Regions from separate parts of the Homo sapiens genome. Here region 1 is linked to region 2. A link is an interaction called in ENCODE POLR2A ChIA-PET data of the cell type or tissue named here. Cell type or tissue: Panc1. All regions are shown on one strand. Each heading gives the region's core, and the rest is flanking DNA. Links, peaks and the distances in the headings are about the cores only. Region 1 has its middle 17 kb from the start of EML6. Region 2 overlaps EML6 (EMAP like 6).

What was found. ChIA-PET counts read pairs that join two places held together with the same protein. Peaks named below come from ENCODE experiments on the same cell type or tissue, not always from the same donor. Only the 100,000 strongest peaks of a DNase experiment are listed, where the experiment ranks them.
Region 1: POLR2A ChIA-PET joins it to region 2 with 6 read pairs; 3 of 35 experiments call an interaction of 5 or more read pairs at or near these places.

The regions. Positions count from the first base shown.
Region 1 is chr2:54,703,962-54,709,351 of GRCh38, reverse strand. No RefSeq gene overlaps it. Among named protein-coding and RNA genes, the nearest start is that of EML6, 17 kb to the left of the region's middle. In Panc1, for the core only: CTCF peaks have their summits at 4,259 and 4,462 (motif pointing right); a DNase peak (open chromatin) is centred at 4,465; H3K4me3 peaks cover 623 bases.
Region 2 is chr2:54,908,828-54,914,217 of GRCh38, reverse strand. EML6 (EMAP like 6) reads right to left here. Exons shown (of 42, transcript NM_001039753.4): 25 at 3,176-3,264. Among named protein-coding and RNA genes, the nearest start is that of RTN4, 140 kb to the left of the region's middle. In Panc1, for the core only: no CTCF peak of the experiment used is centred there; no DNase peak of the experiment used is centred there; H3K27ac peaks cover 2,403 bases.

The sequences.
Region 1 (5,390 bases), core at 190-5,189, 200 kb after region 2:
AGGCAGCAGGAGCAGACACCTCCAAGGCTGCGGGGGTAAAGGGGGGCCTTCCTGGCCCCCAAGAGTGCGGAGATGCCTGGATCCGCAGCCGCGGCTAGGCGGCTGTAGCTGCACCTGGGAGGGCAGGGCTCCTGCCTGCTCCCGGCCCCCAAGAGCACAGGGAGGCCTGGGTCCACAGCCACGACTTGGGCGGCTACAGCTGTCCCTGGGAAGGCGGGGCTCCTGCCGACTCCATGGAACACAGCATTGCCACGGGCCCAGCTCCTCCTCCAGGCTCCTCTCTGCCTGTCCCTCCATGCCCCACCGTACTGCTCCCCTGCCAGTGGGTGAATCGGCCTGGCCCCACCATGGGGGCTCCCAGGACGGCAGGCTCCGAGGGGTCTCCCAGGGGTGGGCTCCAGGGTCTGCTAGCCTCCTCTCCGCATTTTGCCTGCAGCAGCGGTAGGCAAGGTGCAGGCGGCGCAGCAGCCCCTGCAAACTCTGCACAAACAAACCCGACGCTCTCAGGCGGCCCCATGAGTCCTGGTTGTGCCTTCAGCTGGGGGCTCGGGGGCTGCCAAGACGTGGCGGGAGCAAGGTTGAGGCCCCAGTGGAGGTCCCAAACCTGGGAGTGGGTCCTGCCCCGCTGTGTGAAGGTGAGGGTGGTGCAGTTGGCTGCCTCAGGAACGCGGGGCACAGGGGACGTGGGGCACACCCACCACCGCCACTGCTGCTCCTGCAGCGGCTCCTGCCACCACCGCCTGCGCCTCCCCACTGCAGCCAGCGTGGTGGCAGCGGCTGCTCCGGAAGGCCCACCACTGTCATCAATAGCACTCCAAATATTTATTATTAATTATAGTTGCACAACATCAATATTTAAAATATCCTCTCAAAGAAGACTCCCAAAAAATGTAAAAGGAGGATTTAATTATGCATGAGTCTGTGTGATTGCCTGAGTTACTGTTACTGTGTTTTTAGTTTGCCTGGCCATGAAAGTTTTCTGATAAAATTCTAGAATGTATTAGAACTAATTCTGCATTAAACTAAGATTTCTTCACAACCTTAAAAGCATCAACATTGTTTAAATGCAAAGACTTTAATGAGCTAAATAATATGTTACAAGTTCATTAAATTGCTACCATTATGCAGCATAGATGAATAAATTTCCAAAATTGCACGCAGAAGGGACAGTATTATGTCATCAATGAATGGTAATATAAAGGCCTCAATATCACATAGTTGGGTTCTAGAGTGAGGAAAACTAGAGAAACGATTATCCAAATAGCTTGACACCCAAAATTCTGTATTTCTGAAAATATCCACTTTACTAAAGGGAAGGAGACTAAAAAATTTACTCTTTTGAACCCTGCTGCTGGTACCTGCAAATACCTAATTTTCTATATTAGTGAGGTTTTTGGTTCTGCTGTCTAAAGGTGAACACTAAACAGAATGACATAGATTTATAGAGCTAGGGACACATGAAATTAAAACAAGACCTGGGTTTAACCACAGCTCTAACCACTTTCCTTGCAGCTTTGAACAAAGCAGTCAATCTCTTTAGGTTTCAATTTACTAAACCATAAAATGAAGGAGTAAGACCAAATGATCTTTGGGATCTCTCCCACCTCTAAAATGTTATGGCCAGTTCATTAATAGCATTAGTTTGATATGGGCAATATATTTTCATGAAGTAGTATAATTCAGTCACACATCATATATTAGATCCTGCTTCAAAGAGTGGGGAAAACAATGTGGAATCAGTGCAATTCACTCCTAATCTAGGGCTCTTTAAAAAGAATAGGGCTGGGTGTGACAGCTCATGCCTGTAATCCCAACAGTTTGGGAGGCCAAGACAGGTGGATCACCTGAGGTCAGGAGTTTGAGAACAGTCTGGCCAACATGGTGAAACCCTGTCTCTACTAAAAATACAAAAATTAGCTGGGCATGGTGGTGTACGCCTGTAATCCCAGCTACTCAGGAGGCTAAGGTAGGAGAATCACTTGAACCTGGAAGGCAGAGGTTTCAGTGAGCCGAGATTGCACCACTGCACTCCAGCCTGGGCAACAAGAGCGAGACTCCATCTCAAAAAAATTAAAAATACTACAATAAAATAAAGAGACTTGGCTAACCTTGTGAATAAACTCAAAACAATTGAATTTTACCTTTTAAATGGTAAGGTTTATGGCATGTGAATTATATCCCAACAAAAAATTACATTAGAAAAAATATTATGCTCATCCTCAAAGAAGGAACATGTGTAGCCTAAAGAAGCTTAAATAGTGATGTGGATCAAAGAGTACAAACCTTTAGATAACTGAACTAAAAAACCTTGAACAGCAATTTAGCTAGGCCAGCAGTAAAAGCTACCCTTTACTAGGACTGGCTACATAATTTACATGGCCCAGTAAAAAATGAAAATGCAGGACCCTTGTTCAAAAATTATTAAGAATTTCAAGGCAGCCATAGCAGAGCATTAAACCAAATGCAAACCACCTCAGAACTCAGGCCCCTGACTACACAGATCACACACAACCCCATGAAGCCAGCTGTATTTACTGAACTGTTAATATTTTGTAGGCCCAGGGCTGAATACGTTACAGACCACTCCTTCAATTTTCACCACAACCTTGCAAAAGTAATATTACTATTCCCATTTTATGAAAGAGAAAATAAAGATTTAAAGAGGTTAAAGAATTTATCCAGTTTCCCACATCTATAGGTGAAAGAGCTGTACTTCAAGTGTAGGTCTGACTCCAAAGTCACGTTTTTTAAACAGTGATCTTCAAACTTATTAATAAGACATTTTTAGTGAGCACTCTGATGTGTGTGTAAATATATAAGAATAAATTATATACATGTACTACTGTATTAATAAGTTATATACCATGGCTGGGCATGGTGGCTCACACCTATAATCCCAGCACTTTGGGAGGCCAAGGTGGGTGGATCACAAGGTCCAGAGATCGAGACCATCCTGGCTAACACGGTGAAACCCTGTCTCAACTAAAAATACAAAAAAATTAGCTAGGTGTGGTGGTGTGCAACTGTGGTCCCAGCTACTCAGGAAGTTGAGGCAGGAGAATCTCTTGAACCTGGGATGCGGGGGTCACTGTGAGCCGAGATCGCACCACTGCACTCCAGGCTGAACGACAGAGCGGGACTCCGTCCCAAAAAAAAAAAAAAAAAAGAAAAAAAATGAGTTATATACCCTAAATGTCATGTAAAACAAAGACATTTTAAAGATGACATATGTAGAAATTCTAATATGTTCTTCCCATACCCTAACCACTCACCTTCCACAGTTGCTGTAGTACTACTCCTGATAAGGTATCCCTTAACCCAGGAATTAAGGCTCCCCTGAGTCCAGCCAAACTTAGAGTTAACAGCACTTAAGACGTTAATTTTCTGGCCGGGCGCGGTGGCTCACACCTGCAATCCCAGCACTTTGGGAGGCCGAGGCGGGTGGATCACGAGGTCAGGAGTTCAAGACCAGCCTGGCCAAGAAGGTGAAACTTTGTATCTACTAAAAATACAAAAAAAATTAGCCGGGTGCAGTGCAGGCGCCTGTAATCCCAGCTACTTAGGAGGCTGAGGCAGAAGAATCGCTTCAACTTGGGGGGCGGAGGTTGCAGTGAGCTGAGATCGTGCCACTGCACTCCAGCCTGACAACAGAGTGAGACTCTGTCTCAAAAAAAAAAAAAAAAAAGTTAATTTTCCTATGTAGGAAATTGTAAAAAGGTAACACTCAAAAAGGTGACTTTTTCATAACAGAATTTTAGGATCTGTGAATAGCAGGGGGTATTTTTTTTTTAATCCTGAGGCTGGCTTGCCTTAGAGAAAGCTCATTTCACTTACTGATAAGATAAGCTGGGTGGGCCTGGCCAACATTTTTGGTTAAATCTAGGTTATCTCCAAAGTTATACAGTAAAGGATGATTCATTGTAAAACACAAGAAGGAAAGCATTGACTTGACAAATGTTTACTGGTGCCTACGATGGGTCACAAATCTTGCTGGTAGCTGGGGATAGATCAGTGAACAAGATAGGCTCTCTGGGGCCAAGATCTAAGTATGTTCTATAGAACACCAGGCAAGGGCAACTTCCATGACTGCAGAAATAAGCTTAGGAGGAAATAAGATGCACTTTATCCTCTGCTCATTGGACATAAACCTTTGGAAAGCAAGACAAAGCTTACAGGTATATTTTATTAAGAAAAATTTCAATAATGTTAGAGTTTGATGAAGACCCCAAATTTTCCTTAAAAATGTCAAAACCCATTTTGACATACAATACTCTTTTTTCTCTATACTGCAGTCTACTTTTTAGATTCTCTTTAAATACTGGCCACTAGTGCACTAAATGTACTAAGAAATGTTTTTTAATTCTGCTTTTATCTCTTTGTATATAACAAACTTTGGTTGAATCATGAATGTACTAAAAATTGACAGCACGAGAGAGGAGATATTTATATCTCTTCCTGAAGATGGCGACAGAAGACCATATCTTTAATAAAGGGCCACATCTTGTGTACCAAGAGGTAAACTCAAGCTGTTTAAGCAGAAAATACTTCCTTCATTGAATTTTTACTAAATCTTCCTTTACTAAATCTACAAGATTTTTTAAAGTATAAATAAATGATATTTTTAGTCTACAGTTAGTTTAAAAGGTGGACTATTTGGATAGCTTGTTTGCTTTGCAACAGTAGCAATAGAAAAAAAAGAGTGAGTAGAAAAAGGAAAATTGGGACAGCAGATTATATCTTGAGCTGCACATGTCAACAATTCTTCAGGTTCCTTTCTTTGGTTGCACAGTTACCCCCATATTTATTTATCCTGGTGCTTGTTTTAATACAGCTCCAAAACCAGTGGGAAACTGGAGCCACAGTCAGTCTGCCTGGTGCAAATCCTGTCTCCACTATTTACCAGACGTGTGACTTGACAAGCTAACATCTGTCTCTGTATCTTTGTTTCCTTATCTGTAAAATGGGGATGATGCTGAGCAGAATAAGCATGTAAAGGACTTAGCACAGTGCCTGGCACACACTAGACATTCAATAAATGGTAGCTCTCATCACAGGATCACAGGGCCCTGTCTAGATGACCTAAGAAGCCTCTTCAAAACATAGCTTTCATTATATTTTAGGAAGAGGCATGGTTTTCAGTATTGGCCAATCCCAGACAAGGGGAAAAATACTCTGGGGACTAAGCAATATAATTGGAATATCTTTGGACTCATTGCTTAAAATGCCAAATTGTTGAGTTTTTCATTTTGATGCAATCAAATAATTTGATTGATGAGTCACTCTAATTGCCACTCAGAATTGTTAGTTTTTGCCTTAATGAAAAATTGCATAAGCAATTTTATTCAAAATGCCACATTTATGTTAATCTATTTCTTCTTTTATTAGGTTGT
Region 2 (5,390 bases), core at 235-5,234:
ATTGACAACTATCATGTAAAGCTGTTATGAGGATTAAAATATAGGTGTATATATTCTGAAATTCATATGGAGCCAAAAAAGAGGCTGAATAGTCAAAGCATTTCTAGGCAAAAAGAACAAAGCCAGAGGTATCGTATTACTGGACTTCAAAGTATACTACAAGGCTACAGCAACCAAAACAGACTGGTACTGGTATAAAAAGACATATAGGCCAATGGAATAGAGAACCCAGAAATAAAGCTGCACACCTGTAGCCAGCTGATCTTCGACACAGTCAACAAAAATAAGCAATGGGGAAAGGACTCTCTGTTAAATATATGGTGCTGGGATAACTGGCTAGCCGTATGCAGAAGAACGAAACTGGACCCCTACATTTCACCATACACAAAAATTAACTCAAGATGGATTAGAGATTTAAATGTAAGACCTCAAACTATAAGAATCCTAGAAGAAAACCTAGGAAATACCATTCTGGACATTGGCCTTGGGAAAGAATTTATGACTAAGTCCTCAAAAGCAATTGTAACAAAAACAAAAATTGACAAGTGAGACTTGATGAGTTTAATTAACTAAAGGGCTTCCACATAGCAAAAGAAAATATCGACAGAGAAAACAGACAACCTACAGAATGGGAGAAAGTATTTGCAAACTATGCACCTGAAAAGGGTCTAATATCCAGAATCTAAAAGGAACTTAAGTCAACAGGCAAAAAACAACCCCATTAAAAAGAGGGCAACAGGAGTTGGAGACCAGCCTGAGCAACATGGCAAAACCCTGGCTCTACTAAAACTATTATACAAGAATTAGCTGGGCATGGTGGTGTGCATCTACAGTCCCAGCTACTCGGGAGACTGAGGCAGGAAGATCACCTAAGCCCGGCAAGTCAAGGTTACAGTGAGCCGTGATGGTACCGCTACACTCCAGCCTGGGTGATACAGCAAGACCCTTAGAAAAGGGTCTTAAAAAAAAAAAAAGTGGGCAAAAGATATGAAAAGACACGTCTCAAAAGAAGACATACAAGCAGCCAACAAATATGAAAAAATGTTTATCACCAATCATTGGAGAAATGCTAATCAAAACCACAAGATGCTGTCTCACACCCTTCAGAATGGCTATTATTAAAAGTAAAAAAAAAAAAAAAAAAAACAGAATCTGGCAAGGCTGAAGAGTAAAGGGAATGCTTATTCACTGTTGGTGGGAATGTAAATTAGTTTAGCCTCTGTGGAAAGCAGTTTGGAGATTTCTCAAAGAACTTAAAAAAGAATTACCATTCTACTCAGCAATACCATTACTGGGTACATACCCCAAAGAAAAGGAATTGTTCTACCAAAAAGACACATGTACTCATATATTCATTGCAGCACTATTCACAATAGCAAAGCTATGGAATCAACCAAGATGCCCATCAGTGACCAACTGGATAAAGGAAATGTGGTACATATATACCATAGAATACTATGCAGCCATAAAAAATAATGAAATAATGTTCTTTGCAGCAACATGGATGTAGCTAGAAGCCATTATATTAAGAGAATTAACGCAGGAACAGAATACCAAATACCACATGTTCTCACGAGTGGGAATAAAGCATTGGGTACACACAGACAGGAAGGTGGGAACAACAGATACTGGGGATTCCTGGGGGGCAGAGAGAGGAGGTGGCAAAGGCTGAAACACTATCTACTAGGTACTGTGCTCTCTACCTGGGTGATGCAATAATTTGTATGCCAGTCCTCAGTGTCATACAACAGACCCATGAAACAAACCTATGCATGTATCCCCGAATCTAAAATCAAAGCTGAAATTAAAATTAAAAATAAAGGTGTATAAAGTATCTGGCAGTCAACAAATTACCAGTGAATGAAGGACGTAATTAAAAATACCTCTTACTCAAGGCCATAAGTTTCTCCATATAAAAAAGTTAAAAAGAGGACGGATCAGAGACAAATAAATTGGAATTGGGGAGGGGAGTGAGATCAAATTTCTCAGTGAACAGTTTCCATTAATACAATGCCATGATCTATAACGATGTATATTTTTTAAGTACTACACATATACTTCCTTTACAAACAATGACAATGCAAATGTACACGTGTCCAAATGTCTTAGGGAGAACCTTACAATACTGGGACAGTTTAAGATACTGGCAAACTGAAGCGAGGGAGAGGCAGATGCCTGCCACTCAGTGGCATACCCTTACCTCCTTTTCCTCTAAGGAAGCAATATTTCCTCATCCTCATCAACAGTTAGACCAGGGCTCATTATGTGTACACCCTGAAAGAGGTACGCATCTACAAAAGCCATCTAGCTTTCAAGAGGTGTTAGTTTAGGGATTCAAAAATTTTATCTAGGCTTTGATTTCAGCAACTAAAAAATCGTGTATGTAGCTAAGGACATGAGGAAACATGGAAAAAAGAAAACAGTTTGATACAATACAATGGTCAGATTGCAGATTGTTTTTGTCTCAAAAAATAATTTCCAGGCTGGACACGGTGGCTCACGTCTGTAATCCCAGCACTTTGGGAGGCTGACGTGGGCGGATCACCTGAGGTTAGGAGTTCGAGACCAGCCTGGCCAACATGGGGAAACCCCATCTCTACTAAAAAAATAAAATAAAAAAATTAGCTGGGTGTGGTGGCAGATGCCTATGATCCCAGCTATTAGGGAGGCTGTGGTGGGAGAATCACATTAACCTGGGAGGGGGAGGTTGCAGTGAGCCAAGATGGTGCCCCTGCACTCCAGCCTGGGCAAAAGAGCAAGACTCCACCTCAAAAAAAAAAAAAAATTCTGTTGTTATAGATAATAATGTTCATAATTACAAATAACCATTGAGAAAACATGTTTCAAAATATATGTTCATAAAAAGCTTTGCACAAAATGACATGTCAAATGGAAAAAGGAATATATAACATCCAAATTGCTAGCTTATTCATTGTCTTCAGGCAGAGAAAAATTAAGCAGAGCACCAACTGTACATTGCTACACCAGTGGTGTGATAAATCCATATGTTCTGGGAACCTGGAAACCAGATTAAGCAATCAGATTGAAGACACGATCAAACTTAAAGGTATAGTAAATATAACCCATATTAGTGGTTAACGTGATAGGTTTTATTAAAATGCACATATTAAATCTTCACAAAATATCTTTAAAAATCTTTGTGTATGATTATTACCTCTGAAGGTCTTATTATATGCCGTTTGCCTCTTGGAGCTTCAAAAAAAAGTTGTTCTCTGGCACCTGAATTCACTTGCAATAATTTTCCTGTTACGACAGAACGAAGTAGAGAGATAATTAAAATCTGACTTTATCTCTTTATTATAAAATGAGAAGCATGGGTGCTATTTTGATTCATTTTAATCAAAGTCTCACAAATTGAGTAAATACATTTTGAATTATTCAGAAGGGCATGTACAGCCAATTACATGATGTGGTACAAACCCCAAAGCTGTGATTTTTAGAATATGGACTTCATAATATTTGATCTTCAACATCCTTCAAATAACAGAAGAATAAAGCTTGATATGTTTTATTGATATGCTGCACTGAAAATATAGTTTTCCAAAGCCTGAGAAAAATCAGTTTTCCCCCTGTTTTTCCCAGTTGCCTCTCAGCAAACTGTGTTGGCAAGAATTATGTCATTGGAAGATTATGGCAATTAGAAATAAAACACTTACTGTGAGCATTCACATTTACTTAGGACTGAGTTCTAAATTTGCCTTTAAAGTTTAGAAACAGAACACACAAACTATAAATGCTCATTCCTTCCCCACCCTCTGGTCTTACTTGAACATTTGAAAAGAAATCCAGGACTTTCCCCAAGGAAAATGTTGGGCAAAAATAGTCTTTCAGTCTGATGTACAATTATAATCTTGGATTTGACGTTGAAAAAGGTTAGATTTCCTAATTCTCCTCCTACAATGGCAACAATCTTGTAAGGCTTAAAATGTAAATGACTCAAGGTATTTATGTTCCAGTATTTTTGCCATTTTTTAAATATTATGGAAAGTTTCAAACATGTATAGAAGAAGAGTATAAAGAACCCCTGTATGCCCACTGTCCAGCCTCAACAGCTATTAACACATGGCCAACCCTGTTTCATGAACCTCCACCCTAGATTATTTTGAAGCAAATTTCAGACGTCATAATATTTCACCTATAAATAATTCAGTATACATATACATAATATTTCTCCTTTTGTTTTTTCCCATAACTATGTATATCTAGTAGTTTTGAAATATCTTTCTTAGAAAAATAATACCAAAATAAGAACTTTTTGGTTTAGATCGTGTTCTTTAGCATTTAAATAGGCACCACCTTGATCTGAAATCTAGCTTGGCTAATCTTTTTTTTTTTTTTTTTTTTTTGAGATGGAGTCTCGCTCTGTCACCCATGCTGGAGTGCAGTGGGCAGTGGTGTAATCTTGGCTCACTGCAACCTCTGCCTCTCAAGTTCAAGCGATTCTCTTGCCTCAGCCTTCTGAGTAGCTGGGATTACAGGCACCCACCACCACACTTGGCTAATTCTATTTTTTAGTAGAGACAGAGAGTCATCATGTTGGCCAGGGTGGTCTTGAACTCCTGACCTCAGGTGATCTGCCCACCTCGGCCTCCCAAAGTGCTGGGATTATATGGCATGAGCCACCATGCTCAGCCTAGCTTGGCTAATCTTAAGAAGTTGTAGATCTACTTCTACCTGACTAAAAATAAGGTTCTCTCATTTCCAAACTGACAACTTTAATCATTTCTAATTTGGTGAATTATAACACAGTGATTAGGGGATTTTTCCTTGACTTGAGCAAATATATCTGAAAATGTGTACCCTGAAATGGGCACATCTTCTGACTTTATGGCTGAATATATGTAAGTGAGAAAAGAAAAAAGGGAGTTAGTTATCTTTGACTATTTAGAATTATAAGAAAATGAGTAACCAATACTTTTCCGATGAACTAAATACATCTGTAAAGTAATTCTATTTTTAGGACACTCAAGAGTGATTGCAAATGACAAAGCACGTGGACGGTTATTCAGTGAACACATTCTTTGAATATGGCTAATTTTAGATGATATTTGGCCATGAGATACTAAGATAATTCAGAGGACTGTAATCCTCAGATAAATCCCAACAACTCACTTTACACCATAGTTTCAAAGATCATACTTCACTTAAAACCAAAAATGAGAAAAATCTCTCAGTGAAGTAATTTATGATTGCAAAAATATTCGAGAATCTAAACACATAGACAAGTACCGTAAGTGCTGTGTAGCATTGTAGACAGCTTGTAGGGTCCCCTATCTAGCACATGCCCCTTCCCCGAGAACTGCCCCCGCGGTCATGTTTATACTCTGCGGGCAGATGTTGATCCTGGAGGGGCCAGGCTCACACTGGGC